Regions from separate parts of the Mus musculus genome. Here region 2 is linked to region 1. A link is a loop called in an ENCODE intact Hi-C map of the cell type or tissue named here. Cell type or tissue: gastrocnemius. All regions are shown on one strand.

The links. Peaks named below come from ENCODE experiments on the same cell type or tissue, not always from the same donor. Only the 100,000 strongest peaks of a DNase experiment are listed, where the experiment ranks them.
Region 2: it touches region 1 in a loop (5-fold over the local background); 21 of 42 quality-filtered maps call a loop at or near these places.

What each region holds. Positions count from the first base shown.
Region 1 is chr14:50,803,360-50,811,359 of GRCm38, reverse strand. It overlaps Parp2 (poly (ADP-ribose) polymerase family, member 2), which reads right to left and starts at 3,444. Exons shown (of 16, transcript NM_009632.3): 1 at 3,373-3,444; 2 at 1,146-1,286; 3 at 790-860. The coding sequence starts at 3,412. It also overlaps Rpph1. In gastrocnemius, a CTCF peak has its summit at 7,979 (motif pointing right); a DNase peak (open chromatin) is centred at 3,590; H3K4me3 peaks cover 1,960 bases; H3K27ac peaks cover 1,691 bases.
Region 2 is chr14:51,084,903-51,092,902 of GRCm38, reverse strand. It overlaps n-TTtgt1 (a tRNA gene), which reads right to left and starts at 4,253; the gene lies at 4,181-4,253. n-TYgta10 (a tRNA gene) reads right to left here and starts at 3,414; the gene lies at 3,325-3,414. It overlaps n-TPtgg5 (a tRNA gene), which reads right to left and starts at 2,256; the gene lies at 2,185-2,256. It also overlaps a transcript of Rnase4 not described here and a transcript of Ang not described here. In gastrocnemius, no CTCF peak of the experiment used is centred here; DNase peaks (open chromatin) are centred at 2,265, 2,540, 3,389, 4,199 and 3 more places; H3K4me3 peaks cover 5,158 bases; H3K27ac peaks cover 4,820 bases.

The DNA of each region.
Region 1 (8,000 bases):
GCTTATAAGTAGGCTTGCTTCCAGATCCTTCCAACCTCTTTCCCCTTCATCAGTAACTCCTGCCATTCCATGGTAGTCTATAATCAAAATTACACTGTCAAGTGGGCAATGGTGACACATGCCTGTAGTCCTAGCATGCAGGGATCTGCAGAGGCAGGCAGATCTCTGAGTTTGAGATGAGTCTGGTCTATGGAGTGAGTTCCAGGAGTCACACAGAGAAACCCTGTCTCCAAACCAAACCAAACCAAACCAAACCAAACCAAACCAAACCAAACCCCCACACAGTTCTCCCTTAACAATCCTAACATTTCCTGGGTGAAGAAGGAAAGCTAATGGCAGGCCCTGTAGTAATTATGTCATATTCTGTGAATTTCTTTACATTTTTAAAAAGTAAATCTATTCATTTTTAAATTTTACATGTGTTTTACCTCTCTCTCTCTCTCTCTCTCTGTGTGTGTGTGTGTGTGTGTGTGTGTGTGTGTGTGTGTGTGTGTGTGTGTGCCACTTGCACGCCTGGTCCTGTGGAGGTCAGAAGAGTGCATCCTACCTCCTAGAAATGGAGTTACAGATGGCTCTTGAAGAACAATAAATGCTCTTAACCACTGGATCATTTCTCCAGGCTCAATATTCTGCTAAGCTGAAACCTCATCACCCCTACTTCTCAACTCTGGAGAGAAGTCATCACTAGCAATATTTTCGGAAGTATTTTTAAACTGAGCACCACCGACATTCTAGACAGGGATCATCATAAGACAAGAAAACTCTGCCTTCCATTGCAGGTGCTTTTACCTTTCCCAGCTTGGCTGCACACTCTGGGTCCACAGGGGCTTTGCCCTTTAACAGCAAGGTCTTCACAGAGTCTGAGGGAACACAAACACGCACTGCCGTTACTGATGTGGGAATCAAAAGGGCCGTCTTGGCTACAAAGCTGTCATAATTAACTTTGCCCTTCCCGAGCAGTCCAGGTCTTCTGCCTGGGTTCTAATCCATCTCAAATCTATGAAAATATTCAACAAAGTAGACTGGTACTGCAGAATGCCCAGGTGATAGAGAAATTAATTAGATCCTGAAGAGGGAAGGAACAAATGTTATCCCCATTCTTCTGGAAACCCAAGAGTTGTCCCATGTCCTCCCTGGCCCATTACCTCGATTGTCTTTTGTCCTGTCTGCGTCCTTCCCTCCAGCCATAGGCCCTTTTCTCTGGCACGTGCGCATCTTCTTGCCAGGAGGAGAGTCGTCTTCTGTTGCTTTGTTGCCATTATCAACTTTCTTGGCTTCATTTAGCACTTATGGCAAGAACAATATACCAAGAATTACTGCACTATGAAGATGATCTAACTTTACTGAAACAACACTGAAGCAAAATAAAAACACAGGAAAATTAGATGGCTATGAAAAGGAAAAGCAGCCCCTCCTATCCCCGAGTCAGGATGAAGCCTCTCTGAAGTTGAGAAGCAAGAAATTCAGCCCAATTAACATTCTATGAAGGCTGCTGATGCAGATCTTCAGATATTTTCATGTTAAAATGACACTGAATTGGGCTGTCGGCCTAAATGAATATGACAATGGGCCTGGTTCATTTCTTTCCCATTTTATGGGAGTCTTAAACAGACCACGAGCATTGTTGACAATGCTGATAACCTAACTCCCTGCATCCCTTATCATCCAGACTTGGACTCTGGAATTCTGTCAGATCTCCTCAGGAACTGTGATCTCATTTAAATTCTTTAACAACTCCTTGAAGAGCCAAAAATCACAAATCTTACATACATGTCTATTCTAAAGACAGTGAAGGGTGATTCTTCTTTGAGAAGCCCACACTCATGTTCTGTGGCGTCTCTCTTCCCAGTCATTCCGTTTCTTTTAACCCTTGTGCTTAAAACATATATTGGCATCTCCTGTAATAAACTTCCAACTTTGGTTCATTTTGCATACTCTTGAAAGTCATTTCTACTTTAAAGGCAAGAATACTAGGTTTGCCTGAGTGGAGGTCTCTGAAAAACTAAGGTTGCTGTCAGAGACAGTAGAGTTGTCTCTGCCCTTGACTGTTAACAAACATAAAACCCAAAACAAACAAAGAAACAAACCCCCAAAGGTTATTGTTTCCTTTTACGTGTATGGGTGTTCTGTCTGTATATGTATGTGTGCCACGTGCATGTCTGGATGTCTGGTGTACCTGGAGGTCTGGGAGGGTGGTTATGACTTGCCATGTGGGATTTTGGAATCAAACTCAGACCCTCTATAAGGGCAACAAGTGTTTTTTTTTTTTTTTGGTTTTGTTTTCTTTTTTTTTTTTTTTTGGTTTTTCGAGACAGGGTTTCTCTGTATAGCCCTGGCTGTCCTGGAGCTCACTTTGTAGACCAGGCTGGCCTCAAACTCAGAAGTCCGCCTGCCTCTGCCTCCCGAGTGCTGGGATTAAAGGCGTGTGCCACCACGCCTGGCTAACAAGTGGTTTTTAACATTGAGCTAACTCTCCAGCTTCTTGACAACCCTCCTCCCCCCACCCCCCTTTTTAAATGACAGGGTCTCTATATAGCCCTGGCTGTCCTGGACCTCACAGAGATCCTCCTGCCTCTGCCTCCCAAGTGCGAGCATTAAAGGTGTGAGCCAACATGCCCACCAGGCTCTCATAATATCCTTTAAAGAAAGAACTTAAAGTAGCTGGAGAGGTGGGTCAGTGATGAAGGAGCTGCCTGATTCTTCCCGAGGCTCTGGGTTTAAGTTCCATCTCTCATATGGCAGACCACAACTGTCAGTAACTCTAGTACGGGGGGTCCAACACTTCCAGGCACATACATGGTGCATATATATATATATATGCAGATAAAATACATAAAGATTAAATAATTTCTAAAGAAATAATTCAACATGCTCTTAATAACTTGCACACCACTCACTGAGCAATACTGCCTAAATTGCTATCCTGATGGGATATTAATAATAGGATAAAATAAGTTTACATAGATCTTTACAGTTCATTACATGGGTCTCATAGCCTTTGGTCTCTAATACCTTCCTTCAAACTAGACCACTTCATCATGGTCATCAGTAAAGTGTTCAACGGTCTGGACTGACCAACTTGCTGCCAGCGTTGCTATTTGGAGCTTTAGAACCTGTAAATTCATTGAACTTTAGTTGCCCGAAATATAAAACCGAGACCACAGACACAGTATACGGTCTACAGACACCAATTCTAAGATTCGAATTTTACTTTCTGAAATCGGATGTATCTTAAAAGGTTGACTACAGCTAATCACTTTACTGTAAGCGCTTATCCGTGACCCGCCTCTTTGGACTGAAGTGTAATATGAAAAAGCGAGAGGCTCCCTGTGACACTGGGCCGAGCATTCAGCCTGCGGACTGAGTTCCCACCTCGCCTTCCAGAGCCTGATCTCTGCCGCCGCGGCGCCATCGCTCTTGAAGGACGACGTCATCATCCCTTGCCCGGATGCGCGGGCTTCTTGTCTAGCACAGGAGCCTGGGGTAGAGCGCATGCAAATTACGCGCTGTGCTTTGTGGGAAATCACCCTAAACGAAAAATTTATTCCTCTTTCGAGCCTTATAGTGGCGGCCGGTCTACATCCTGAAAGTGGGCGGAGGAAGCTCATCAGCGGGGCCACGTGCTGAGTGCGTGTCACTCTTCGGCCCCTGGGAAGGTCTGAGACTTGGGCCTCCCGCGGCCCTAACCGGGCTCTCCCCGAGCGGGGAGGTGAGTTCCCAGAGAGCAGGGCTCTACGCTTGGGCAGACTGGGCAGGAGAAGCCCCGAGTCGGGGCGGATGCCTCCCTCGCCGGAGCGGATGCCTCCCTCGCCGGAGCTTGGAACAGACTCACGGCCAGCAGTGCGAGTTCAATGGCTGAGGTGAGGCACCTCCCGGGCCTCATAACCCAATTCAGACTACTCTCCCCCGCCCTCTTTTTTGATCGAGATCCTTTTGGAGTATTGACTCGAAAGGGTTTTATATATTTACTCTGTGTCTCAGCATTCAGTCAGTCATTCATTCATTTTGAACAGTTGTGACTGTATTGACCACAACCCTCTACTATAAAAAGACCAAGCTTGAGAGTTGTTCAAATATGGATTAAACCATAAAAATATAGAAGGGAGTTTGACAACATTTAGTGAAACATGATATGAACCCCCTCCCACTGTTGGATTTTTGGGGCTATACTTTAGCTATTTGTCTAGCAAAAATAAACGTAGTTCATACCTTCATGTAACTTGTTATTGGGAGAATATATATGTAGACTTATTACAAAACCAAAAAAATGAACCTGTAACTGTAATAAGTACTTAGGAAAAGCACATAGTATCATAATAGAGAAACAGGCTGGGAATTCCTCATGAAGTAAATGAGCAGAGTTGAGCTACAGCGAAGAACACTGAGAAAGGAGAAGCAATTGAGATAGGAGTGGAATAGGGCTCATACCAAGCCCAGCTTTCCTTACAAAGGCGCGAAGCTGTGACTTGACTAGTGTGTGGATGCCTCAGATCGATTAATGACCAAAACTGAAAAATAAAACTTTGATTACCATTTCCCGTCCCTCATCTCCTCCAGGTCTCCATCCAACTAACTCCATGTCCTCTTGAGCTTTCTTTAGAAAACAGGCAATTAAATTAAAAAATAAATAAATAAATAAATAAAAAGCACAAGTGATACGTACACAAACACATACAAACTCATTAAAAAAAAAAAAAAAAAAAAAAGCTGGGTGAGCCAGGCAGTGGTGGCGCACACCTTTAATCCCAGCACTTGGGAGGCAGAGACAGGTGGATTTCTGAGTTCGAGACCAGCCTGGTCTACAAAGTGAGTTCCAGGTCAGCCAGGGCTATACAGAGAAACCCTGTACAAAAAAAAAAAAAACAAAAAAAAAAAAAAACAAAACAAAACCTGGGTGTGGTGGCACACACTTTTAATCCCAATACTTGGGAGGCACAGGGAAGCAGATCTCTGAGTTCAAGGCTAACCTGGTCTAGAGGGTAAATTCCAGGACAGCCCAGGCTATATAGAAAAACTCTCTTGAAAAAAACCGAAAGAATAAAAAGAAAGAAAGAAAAAGCACAAGAGACATACATATATGCTCACTCTAACGGTGTGGGGGGCACGGGCACACGCACACACTCACATACCACACACACACATCCCATATCAGTAGGTGTACAGGGTACCTTCCAGTACTATGAAAATTAGTCAGTAGGGATGAAGGCTCTAGACAGGCACTAGCTCAACTGGTCCATATTCAATGAGGTATGACAGTATCAATGTTTAACAACAGGGCCTTGCCATCAGTTTGCAGAGAGCAAAGGATACTGGGTTCTTTGGGGGTTTCCATGGATCCCTTTTGGCAAACAACTCACTTAGATGTCACCCATCCCTGGTGGTTTCTCTTGGTGGTGACTGGTGTCTAGCTGAGGCTTTCTTTTCATACATGTACATGTTTTAAGAAGCTTCTACAGTAGCAGGCTCCCTTATGGATGACGCATGCTTATTTGTCACTTTCTGAGTCTCTATTCCCATTACCTTTCTTCTCCATCCCCCTCCCCATTTAATCCTCCAGCTCCATTCTCCCCTTGTTTCTCCATAGCTATATATTCTATTTCCCTTCCCTTGGGAGATCCTGTCCTCCCTCCCCTTCCTCATCCCTGACTCTATACCTAACCGTTGTGGTTATAATGGATTGCAGCATGCCTATGGAAGGATTAGAAGCTAACATTCACATATGTATTTGCCTTTTTGGGTCAGGGTTACCTCACTTAGGATGACTTTTCCCCCCAGCTCCATCGGTATATCTGTGATATTCAGAATTTCTTCGTCCTCTTTAGTTTCTCTGTGTAGCCTTGGCTGTCCGGGAACTCACTTTGAAGACCAGTCTGGCCTTGAAGTCAGAAATCCGCCTGCCTCTGCCTCTGCCTCCCAAGTGCTGGGATTAAAGGCGTGCGCCACCACGCCCTACCATCTTCCTTTTCTTTCTTTCCTCTTTCTCCTGCCCTTCCTCTTCTTCTTCCTTTTCCTCCTCTTCCATCTCCTCCTCCACCTCCTTCTTCACTTCTTCACAGACCTGGGGCTCACTCTGTAAATCAGGCCTTGAACTCAGAGAACCAAAGACAGAGGCTGCACTCACCCTCCGAGACCGCCCAGGTTAGCGCCGGGGTAGTAACGGTGCCTTTCCCAAAAAAAAAAAAAGAATACAGACGGATTTCCCCAGATTCAGGAACACTGTGCCCGAGGCAGAATGTATTGTTTCTGGGTCACCTGGTCTGGGGAAAGCTGGCAAACAAGGACTGCCGAGGCCCACGTGTATGTCTCTGTTGAATGTTGTGGGGCCACGACCTTGACACATTTGCGAACCTTTAGTGAACAGTGTCGTATTTGCTCAGACCATGTGTGAAACTAGATAGATAACGCTGAGGATAGGTGGTTTAACAAGCCCTAGGAGGGCTAACGGTGGCGCCTGTGTCCTAAAATACTTATAAGACGCTCTGAGAAGGACCAGGGTTTTTTAGCTTTGCGCAAGCCAATGTTCAAATTGTAGCGCCTGCGTCTGGAGTATCTGGAGATACTCTGCTCTGCTCGGAGGATAGTGTGAGCCATTCTGAGCTTCCTTTGTGAAGAGTGAACAAAATACACCCTAGTTGGTATACAGTAAATACTAGCTACTTTGCAAAAGCAAGCTGTGAGTTTATAATCTCCATTGCGGGTATTTTTGACTCATGAAAAGTTTTCTAATGACCTCGGTGTGTGGAACTCACAAGACTCCTGTTTTTCTCCTTGATACTAGTCTAAGCGTAACCGGTTTTTGGTGTTGGTGGCTTTTTGTTCTTTTTTTGACAAAAAAGTATGGTTCTAGCTGTCCTGGAACTCTTAGTAGACCAGGTTGGTGTCAAACTCAGATCTGCCCGCCTCAGCCTCCTGCGTGCTGGGATTAGAGGCATGGATTGCCACCCCTGGGCTAGATATTCTTTAAAGATTTATTTGTAATTAAGTCTGTTAAGTGTGGAGGCATAAAGTATGCAGGTGCCTTCTGAACCAGAAGAGGCTTTTTGACTTTTTGATCCCCTGGAGTTAACAATAGCAGTGAGCTGCCCAACATGGGTGCTGGGAATTGAGCTCAGATCTCTGCAAGGTCCATCTCTGCAGTCCTACTTAGTTGGTTATTTTTATTTTTTTGAGACTGGGTTTTGCTGTCCTGGAACTTGCTATGTAGACACGGAGTGGCCTCAACTCACAGATCACTATACCTGTCTCCTGAGTGCTAGGATCAAAGGTGTGTGCTATCACACCTGATGCATGGGTTATTGTTATAGGCAGAGAATGTGAGAAGAAAATCCTAACCTAGCAAGCTGAATGTGCTAATAGGCATATGTGGCTTCTATATCCTTTATAGCTTATTTGTCTTAAGTCCATAATTACAAATCTGAGCATGGAGAGAGGTCTCAGCAGTTAGAGGTGCTGCAAGGGGACCTGCATTCTGTTCTCAACACTCAGCTATCTTTTTTTTTTTTCCGAGACAGGGTTTCTCTGTATAGCCCTGGCTTTCCTGGAACTCAACTTTGTAGACCACCAGGCTGGCCTTGAACTCAGAAATCCACCTGCCTCTTCCAAGTGCTGGGATTAAAGGCGTGCACCACCACCGCCCGGCACATTGTATCTTAAAACCATCAGTAGCTCTAGTTCCAGGAGATCCAAGGGCTCTGGAGACCAGGAAGACACTGGTGCGCATACATACATGCAGGCAAAACATTCATACATAGATAAAAAGCATAGTGGAGTTAAGTTCTGCAGATCTGCACTCAAATTGTTAACAGATAAGTGTGCTCCCCACATCTTCCTCTTCACAGACGTTTAAGAGATAGATAGCTACCTCTTAACAAATTACTACCTATTAGATTATGCCGTTTGTATTTGTAAATTAAGTCTTTTTTAAAAGAAATGCTGTTTATTCATACAGCATTCAGCCTGTGTGTATGTCTGCCTGCCAGCAGAGGGAACCAGATCTCATT
Region 2 (8,000 bases), 280 kb before region 1:
TTGGCACATTCCTCTCTTTATACAGAGTGTGTATGTTTGATTCTGTCCTTAGGGCTCATTATAGAGTAGAAGGCACGGGGACACTAAAAATTCCTTTACACTGCTAACATACTACTCAGTCAGTAACGAAGTAACAACTAGAAAAGGAAAGCTCACCAGAGGGCCCCCTGAGGAGTGGGGGCTCCCCTGGGTCAGGGAGAATGGAAACAAAGACCTGATGACATCGGACATTTCCAAACACGATACAAATTAAACATTACTTCCCAACATACTGGGCTCTGCTTGCAGCCACTCTGAAAGTAACTGCTTACATATAGTGCTCTATACTCAAATGTGTACACAATGGAAGATCTCAAGACATGTTTTACCAGCCTGCATCAGTACACTTTTTAATCCATGCTTGAAGTCACACTAAGAATGCCTCCAGTGGACAGCTCTATGGCGTTTTGTGGGGTGCAGAAAAAACAGGGGTGAGGGGGAACCACGAACCCCGACAAGCTAAGCCGTTGTCAAACTGATGACTCCCCCAGGCCTGATCTCGAACTGTAGCTAGTTCACGTTTTCTAATCACCCCTGTTTAACTAAGCTTCAACTCCACCTTCTCTGAATCATGTGACTGAGGTCCCACTGCCCCATGAGATCGAAATGAGATGATCTCTCAACCTTCACTGTAAGGAAGAGGGAACTGAAGAACAAAGAAAGGGACATTAACTGACGAAGGAGCATTTGGTGTCCCTGTGAATGGAAGCTTTCCAATGCATGACACAACTTTTATGATTTCTAGAAAAATCAAAACTCATGTTTAAAGCAGTATTGAAAATTACTTAACACTGATTATTTCCATAACTCTCTAAAACATCTGATTGTTTTATCATTATATTATTTCTTGAAATGAAACCGCTGCAACTAGCAACACTAACTGGCTCAGAGCTGGGTGGTGCTCGTTTATGAATAGCCAAGGCAGCTTTTTTGGAGTTTGCCAGAGGCTGTTCAGACTTGTCTGCTAACTGAAGTTTCTAACGACTGCATGTATGGACTGGCTATGAGATTCCTGCCATCACAGACCGAAGGACTGGCCCACTGAAGATGTCCCAATAAAAGGACAAGGTTTCTACTATCCTCCATCCGAAATAAAGATGCTCCATCGTTGCGCTGGCATGGTTTGATGTGCTGTCTCAGACATAGCGGATCCCAACTGTTCAGTAAGAAGGCACAGAGGATGCTGTTGACCGGTCTCCAATGGTTTCACAACACACTTAAACATGAGTTAAGGGAGGGAGACAGGAAATACAAAAACGAAAACACCACTTATCCTTGCACAACCTTGACAGACTTGCATAACAAATCTGATATCAACCTAGGAACTCTCAAAATTTTTCCTTATCTGAGCAAACGCGGGCTTCTTGGAATTCCTCCCTTCGCGGATTCTGCGGTCCCCTATGAGCCCTGGTTCTAGACAATGGACATCCACGCTGGACTCTGGCAAGATGCGAAAAGCTAACTGTGGAAACAGCGTTGAGCCCCACCACACCTCAGCCCCGCAGTCAGACCTGAGAAGTCGAGAAGTCATCTCCCAGGAGCCCCACAACTGTCCTTAGTAGGAAGGGACTTCCAAAGCCAAACCTGGAGGGACAGAAGTAGAAACCCACCTGGACCCGGAACTGGAGGCGGCAGCTTTGTTTCTCACTCCTTCCTTCCTGTTGGGATGGCGAATAGAAGAATGAAATTTCCTTTGGAATCTCGTCCCCGATATGGGTGAGGTCGGCGTTGCCTGGCCACGCAAACAGATTGGGGCGGGGTGCAGAGGAGTGGAGGGTGGGCGTTCCAGCCTCGGTGGCTGGGACCGCACCCCATTCTTCCAAGGATGCCCCTCCCCATTGGGTCTGCCTGCAAAACCCAAAACAGTAACTCTAACTTCCAAGCAGACAAGGTGGGTTTCTGTACAGAAATCGGACTGGTTGATTTCTCGAGGACGTCCATGACTGTCAGGAAGACCCTGGAAGGTTCTCCCCTGGAAGGTTCTCCCCTGGGGAGCTTCAGGAATCTAGAAATTTGGTGCTACCCTTCTGTTGTATATCATGTGGTGCCGCTCCTTTTTGTAGGTCTGACAATGCACTAGAAAGTTTGTAGAGTGGTGAACATTTTGTCTATCAGTTACTAAAAAAGAACGATGTAAAAAGTACAGGGCTCGTCCGGGATTTGAACCCGGGACCTCTCGCACCCAAAGCGAGAATCATACCCCTAGACCAACGAGCCATGTGGTAGCTCAGCTTGCTCATCAATCTAGCATGTTTTAACACAGCAGGGCACCAAGTGGTTCCAGCGGTTTCCGGTTTCGGAGAAATTTTCTTTCATTGTTATTTCCACCCAGTTTTGTCAAGTCCCATCCATTAATTCCTGACCTATCCCTTCTTATTCTCTATCCACTTCCCGAATAACTCAAGGTTCAGAATGGGATCAGAGGATGCAGCCTTTCAGATTTCAAGTCACAGGCCTGCGTGATCGCTAACTCCAGAAGGAACTGGAGCGAGCCGAGTTGGCGCTGCGCTCTTCGAGTGGAGCCCAAATGCAGGGCAGCGGAGTCCTGAGTCTCCGACAAGCGCAGGGCGTGTTCCACATACTTGCGACCACCTCTGCAGCCACAAAATCTTACATGTAGGCAGGCAAGAAGGAGGCACAACAAAATATTGGGGGCAGAAGGAGGCTGCGGGTAGCCTGGTAGGCTGGTGGCAGATAAGTTTGCTATTATTCCGATATTCTGTAGACCTTCGCAGTTTTCCTGAGTAAGAACTGCGTTTTCAATCTCACTTCCCTTGTTTAAAGTACTTCATCCGTCTGAACTTTATACTCCTCCAGCCTCGTCAACAACTCACGTCAAATGCTACATAAAATACCTAAATAAATAAAGCGTCACTTTGCCAGTTAGTGGGGCGATCACCGGGGTCAGAGGTTTTAACGTTCGGCAAATCAAGGTCCCTGCTGGCCATCAGAGCGCTAAAAAAAAAAAAAAAAAAAAAAAAAAAAAAAATGTACACAAACAAGCCCAAGGTTATGTACCTTGCGAGTCTTTGATGTCTGGACTTCGGATAAGGGGCGGCACGGTAGACTCGGAAACTAAAATTAAACAAGGAGGGAGCCAGAAACCAAACTCCAAGACTCATTTTCCTTTTGGTAACTGTTCAATTAGAGATAGGTATAGTGATTGAGCAAACCACTTTCGGGAAAGAGAGATTGCTAATGTTAGTGAGGACGAGCAATGATCAACCAAACACTGAACAAAGAGCCAGCTTATCTCAGGGGTTGAGAGCCCAAAAGACAGGCTACTCCTTCGAGCCGGAATCGAACCAGCGACCTAAGGATGGCTGCAACGAATGTAACTACAGTCCTCCGCTCTACCAGCTGAGCTATCGAAGGGAAGCACAAGCAGTGCTCTTTCGAAAGTGGTTTTCAGTAGGTAGGAAACCATTTAGCCGACTCGGCCCTACTTGTGGCTTTGGGTATGTGGAGCTCTACTCGGACACCCTGCCGGGATCGCCGTCCTGTCCTCCAGACAACGCCAGAGCTTTAAGGATGCCCGCCTCCGGGTGGGAGCACGCATGCGGTGAAGCGGGCACCAGAGATCCGAAAACAAGCGCTATGCACCCGAACCGCGCGACACTCTGCAGGTGGGAGGCGTGAGATGCCACCACAGCTAAGAAACCCAGGGGCTGGAGGCGTGGCTTGAACTGTGGTTAGCCTGGGTGAGATCCCAGGTTTAACCTCAGCACTTATCAATAAAGAAGCTCTCCTTGGAGAAAGGCCATTCTTTTTACTGGAAGTCATAGCCACAGCCGTTTTGAGTCCATTCCATGGTTTAGTGACCAAGGTCTCACGACAACTGCGGTGCTTTATTTCCTGCGCGAGACAGTGAAGTATCTGGATTCCCAGGCCTCTGGCTCCTGTACCTGTAGCCTCCCCGTACAGCACGAGGGGGCCAGTCCTACTTCTTTCTGCCCAACTTTTGTAAGGGATCAACTTTCCCTTCGTCCGATCTCCGTGCGCATAGCAGGCTGCCCCCCTTTCTCAGAGTGCAGAGCGCGCAGGGGTGTGGGATTGCACTGGAACAAAAAGCCAACGACGTTTTTGGAAGTTTAGCGACAGACTGCCAGAAAATCCTGTGCTCAAAAGTCTAGGTAGACTCAGGCCCCAGCGAGATTTGAACTCGCGACCCCTGGTTTACAAGACCAGTGCTCTAACCCCTGAGCTATAGGGCCACACAGATCACAGTTTCTCTCTTTCTTAGAAAAGGATTCGGTTGCTGGTTTTTTGGGGGCGTTAGAAAACAAGCAAACTAAAATTATATTTTAGTCCATTTCTTATCCGGTGTTGGAATTCAGTCTGGGCTCACTGGGAATGGTATAGTAGAGGATTCTGACAGGAATCACTACTATCCTAGATTTGAAGAAATATGACCGCCCCCTCACCACCACCACCACCTGCATGTCCTTCAGTGAAATCCGGAACAGAAATCCAGCGCAGGGGAAGAAGCCTGCCTCACTCTGGTTTTTGTCCTTGACTCCAGACTTCTGCCACACACCTCTTAACAGATACCTTCCTCTCAATGCCAGAACAAGAAACTCCCAGTTTTCCATTTAATGCGTTCCTTCACTCAGGAGACTCCAAATTCTCCGAATTGCCTTTCTGTGCTAGGCTCTACACTAGAAGCTAGATAGGGATTCCGTTTGGTGTTTTGTTTGTTCGTTCGTTTTTTAAATTAATGTACTTCGCTGACTATTTTATTTTCCCCCTCGGGTTTTTTGTTTTGTTTTGTTTTGTTTCTGTTTTTATTTGGGGGGGGGTGTATTTATTTATTTGTTTTACTTTTTTTTTTTTTTTTTTTTTTTTTTTTTGTGCATCACGAGGGTGCCTGGTGTCCGTGGCTGTCATAAAAGGGCGCCAGATTTTCTTACAGTTATTGTAAGTTGTTGGGATGACGCTCTTTGGGAAAAAAAAAAAAAAAAAAAAAAAAAAAAAAACCTTAAATACTGAGCCAGTTCTCCAAACTGGAGTTGGAATCTGATCTGAAGTCATTGTCATAGGTTTCTGGGGAGAAATTCTTTCAGTGTCATGAAACCGGAATGAAAAGCAAGCGCACCCAGTGTAACTTGCAAGTAAACAATTTGGAGGGCCCTGAGAAAGGGAGGCTGAGTCTCAGGTTAGAGAAGGCTGAGATCTGTCCAATCCGAGGGTTGGAAGATTCTTGGTAGACAAAAATGATGAGTAAAGGCCAAGGAATAGCAAAACATTGAGAGCTATACAGTTAGAAAGTTGTTGGTCCACCCTCCTCAAACTGACAAGAGATGAGACAGGCTAGGTTACAGGAATGGCATTAGACTCTTTTGAAAATAGAAAATGGAAATTCACCAAGCATGGAATGCAACTGAAGGGAGGAGAAACTAGAGTCAGGAGACGAGAGCCATGTAAGCACGAAGCTGTGATAGCCAGGGGCTACAAAGGAAAGACTAAGAGACAGGGAAAGGCTTCCTTTGAATGTGGTGGACAGAAAGGAGAGGTGATTCACTATCATACCTTGCTACTTGTGGGGGGGGGGGGGAATCTTCTCCTTCAACAGAGAAACGGAATACAGAAAATGTGGTACATTTACACAATGGAGTACTACTCAGCTATTAAAAACAATGACTTCATAAAATTCTTAGGCGAATGGAAGGAACTAAAAGATACCATCCTGAGTGAGATAACCCAATTACAAAAGAACACACATGGTAGACACTTACTGATAAGTGGATAGGAGCCCAAAAGCTCGGAATACCCAAGATACAATTCACAGACCACATGAAGATCAAGAAGTAGAAAGGCCAAAGTGTGGATGCTTTGGTCCTTCTTAGAAGGGGGAACAAAACACTCAAAGGAGGAAATACAGAGACAAAGTGTGGAGCAGTGACTGAAGTAAAGGCCATCCAGACACTGCCCCACATGGGGACCCATCCCATATACAGTAACCAAACCCAGACTCTATTGCAGATGCCAAGAAGTGCTTGCTGACAGGAGTCTGATATAGCTGTCTCCTGAAAGGCTCTGACAGAGCCTGACAAATACAGAGCCAACCATTCATTGCACTGAGCACGGGGTCCTCAATGGAGGAGTTGGAAAAAGGACTGAAAAATCTGAAAGGGTTTGCAACCCCATAGGAAGAACAACAATATCAACCAACCAGACCCCCCCCCCCCCACGAGTGCCCAGGAACTAAACCACCAACCAAAGAGTGCACATGGAGGGACCCATGGCTCCAACCAAATATATAGCAGAGAATGGCCTTGTCGGGCATCCATGGGAGGAGAGGCCCTTGGTCCTATGAAGGCTCGATGCCCTGGTGTAGGGGAATGCCAGGGCAGGGAGGTAGGAGTAGGTGGGAGGGGGAGCACCCTCATAGAAGCAGGGGGAGGTGGGGAGGGGATATGGAGGGTTTGCAGAGGGGAAACAGGAAAGGGGATAACATTTGAAATATAAATAAAGAAAATATCCAAGAAAAGGAGGGGAAGAAATCTTCATTTCCAGTATATCTGGAAAAGACAGAGGTGCAGCAGTGTCAGGGTCTGGGCGGGAGAAACAGGAGGTGCAGTGTGGTGGTTTGTATGTGCTCAGCCCAGGGAGTGGCACTATAAGAAGGTGTAGCCCTGTTGGAGTAGGTGTGGCCTTGCTGGAGTAGGCCTGTCACTGTGGGCATGGGTTTTAAGATCCTTGTCCTAGCTGCCTGGAAGTCATTATTTTTCTAGCAGCACTCAGATGTAGATCTCTCAGCTCCTCCTACACCATGCCTCCCTGCTCCCACCTTGATGATAATGTACTGAACCTCTGACCTGTAAGCCAGCCCCAGTTAAATGTTCTTATAAGAGTTGCCCTTGGTGGGTGTACATGTTTGCAGCCGGGTGCGGTGGTGCATGCCTTTAATCCCAGCACTTGGGAGGCAGAAGCAGGTGGATTTCTGAGTTCGAGGACAACATGGTCTACAAAGTGAATTCCAGGACAGCCAGGGCTCTACAGAGAAACCCTGTCTCGGAAAAACAAAACAAAACAAAAACAAACAAACAAAAAACAAAAAAAAAGTTCTATTTCCGGCCTTGGTCATGGTGTCTGTCCACAGCAGTAAAACCCTAACTAAGAAATGCATGGAGCACATTCAGGCATTGTTGAGTACACACTATATCTGTGTTTACAGTCCATGAACTAAGGTCATGGTAAGATCATATTAAGTAAGTCTGCGAGTATAGCAGCGCTCTTTCTGGAACGGCAAAGTCTTGGGTTCAATTTCCAGCATTACAAAGACAAATAAAACAAGATAATAAAAGTTAAACTGGGAGTAGTAGCTTCTACTGGTAAATCTGGCCGTAGGATCTTAGCTCTAAGGAACCTGAGATCAAGGCCAGCCAGGGGCACACAGCAAGGCACGTTCTCCATCAGTCAGTAGTAAAAACTAACTTTTTAATAGGTTACTTTCACTTTTTAAAATTGCTTGTTTTATGTGTGGATGTTTTGTCTACATGTAGGTTTGTGCACCACCTGCATGCCTAGTGCAGGTGGAAGACAGAAGGGGAAACCTGATTGCCCTGGAAATGAAGGCGATAGAGTGCTGAACTAGTTGAGTCACTCAGGCAATGGAGTGCTGAGCTAAGTGCTTTTTAGGTGGGTCTTTATGTAGTTCTGGCTGTCTTGGAACTCAACAGAAATCTTCCTGCCTTTGCCTCTCCCTTCCCCACCCCCATTACACCTGGCTTTACAATTTTTTATTTCTAAAACATTTATCTACTAAGGGGTGTGGGGGGACACATCGAATGCTACAGCCACAGCTGGAACACGGAGTCAGAGGCCCTTTCACCATGTGAGTTCTGGAGATAAAAAGATGGCTTGCTGCACTAAGCCATTTTGCCACCGCCAACTAGATTTGTCTTTTATTATTTATTGTTGTTGTTGATGTGTCTGTCTCATATATTTGTGGAATTCAA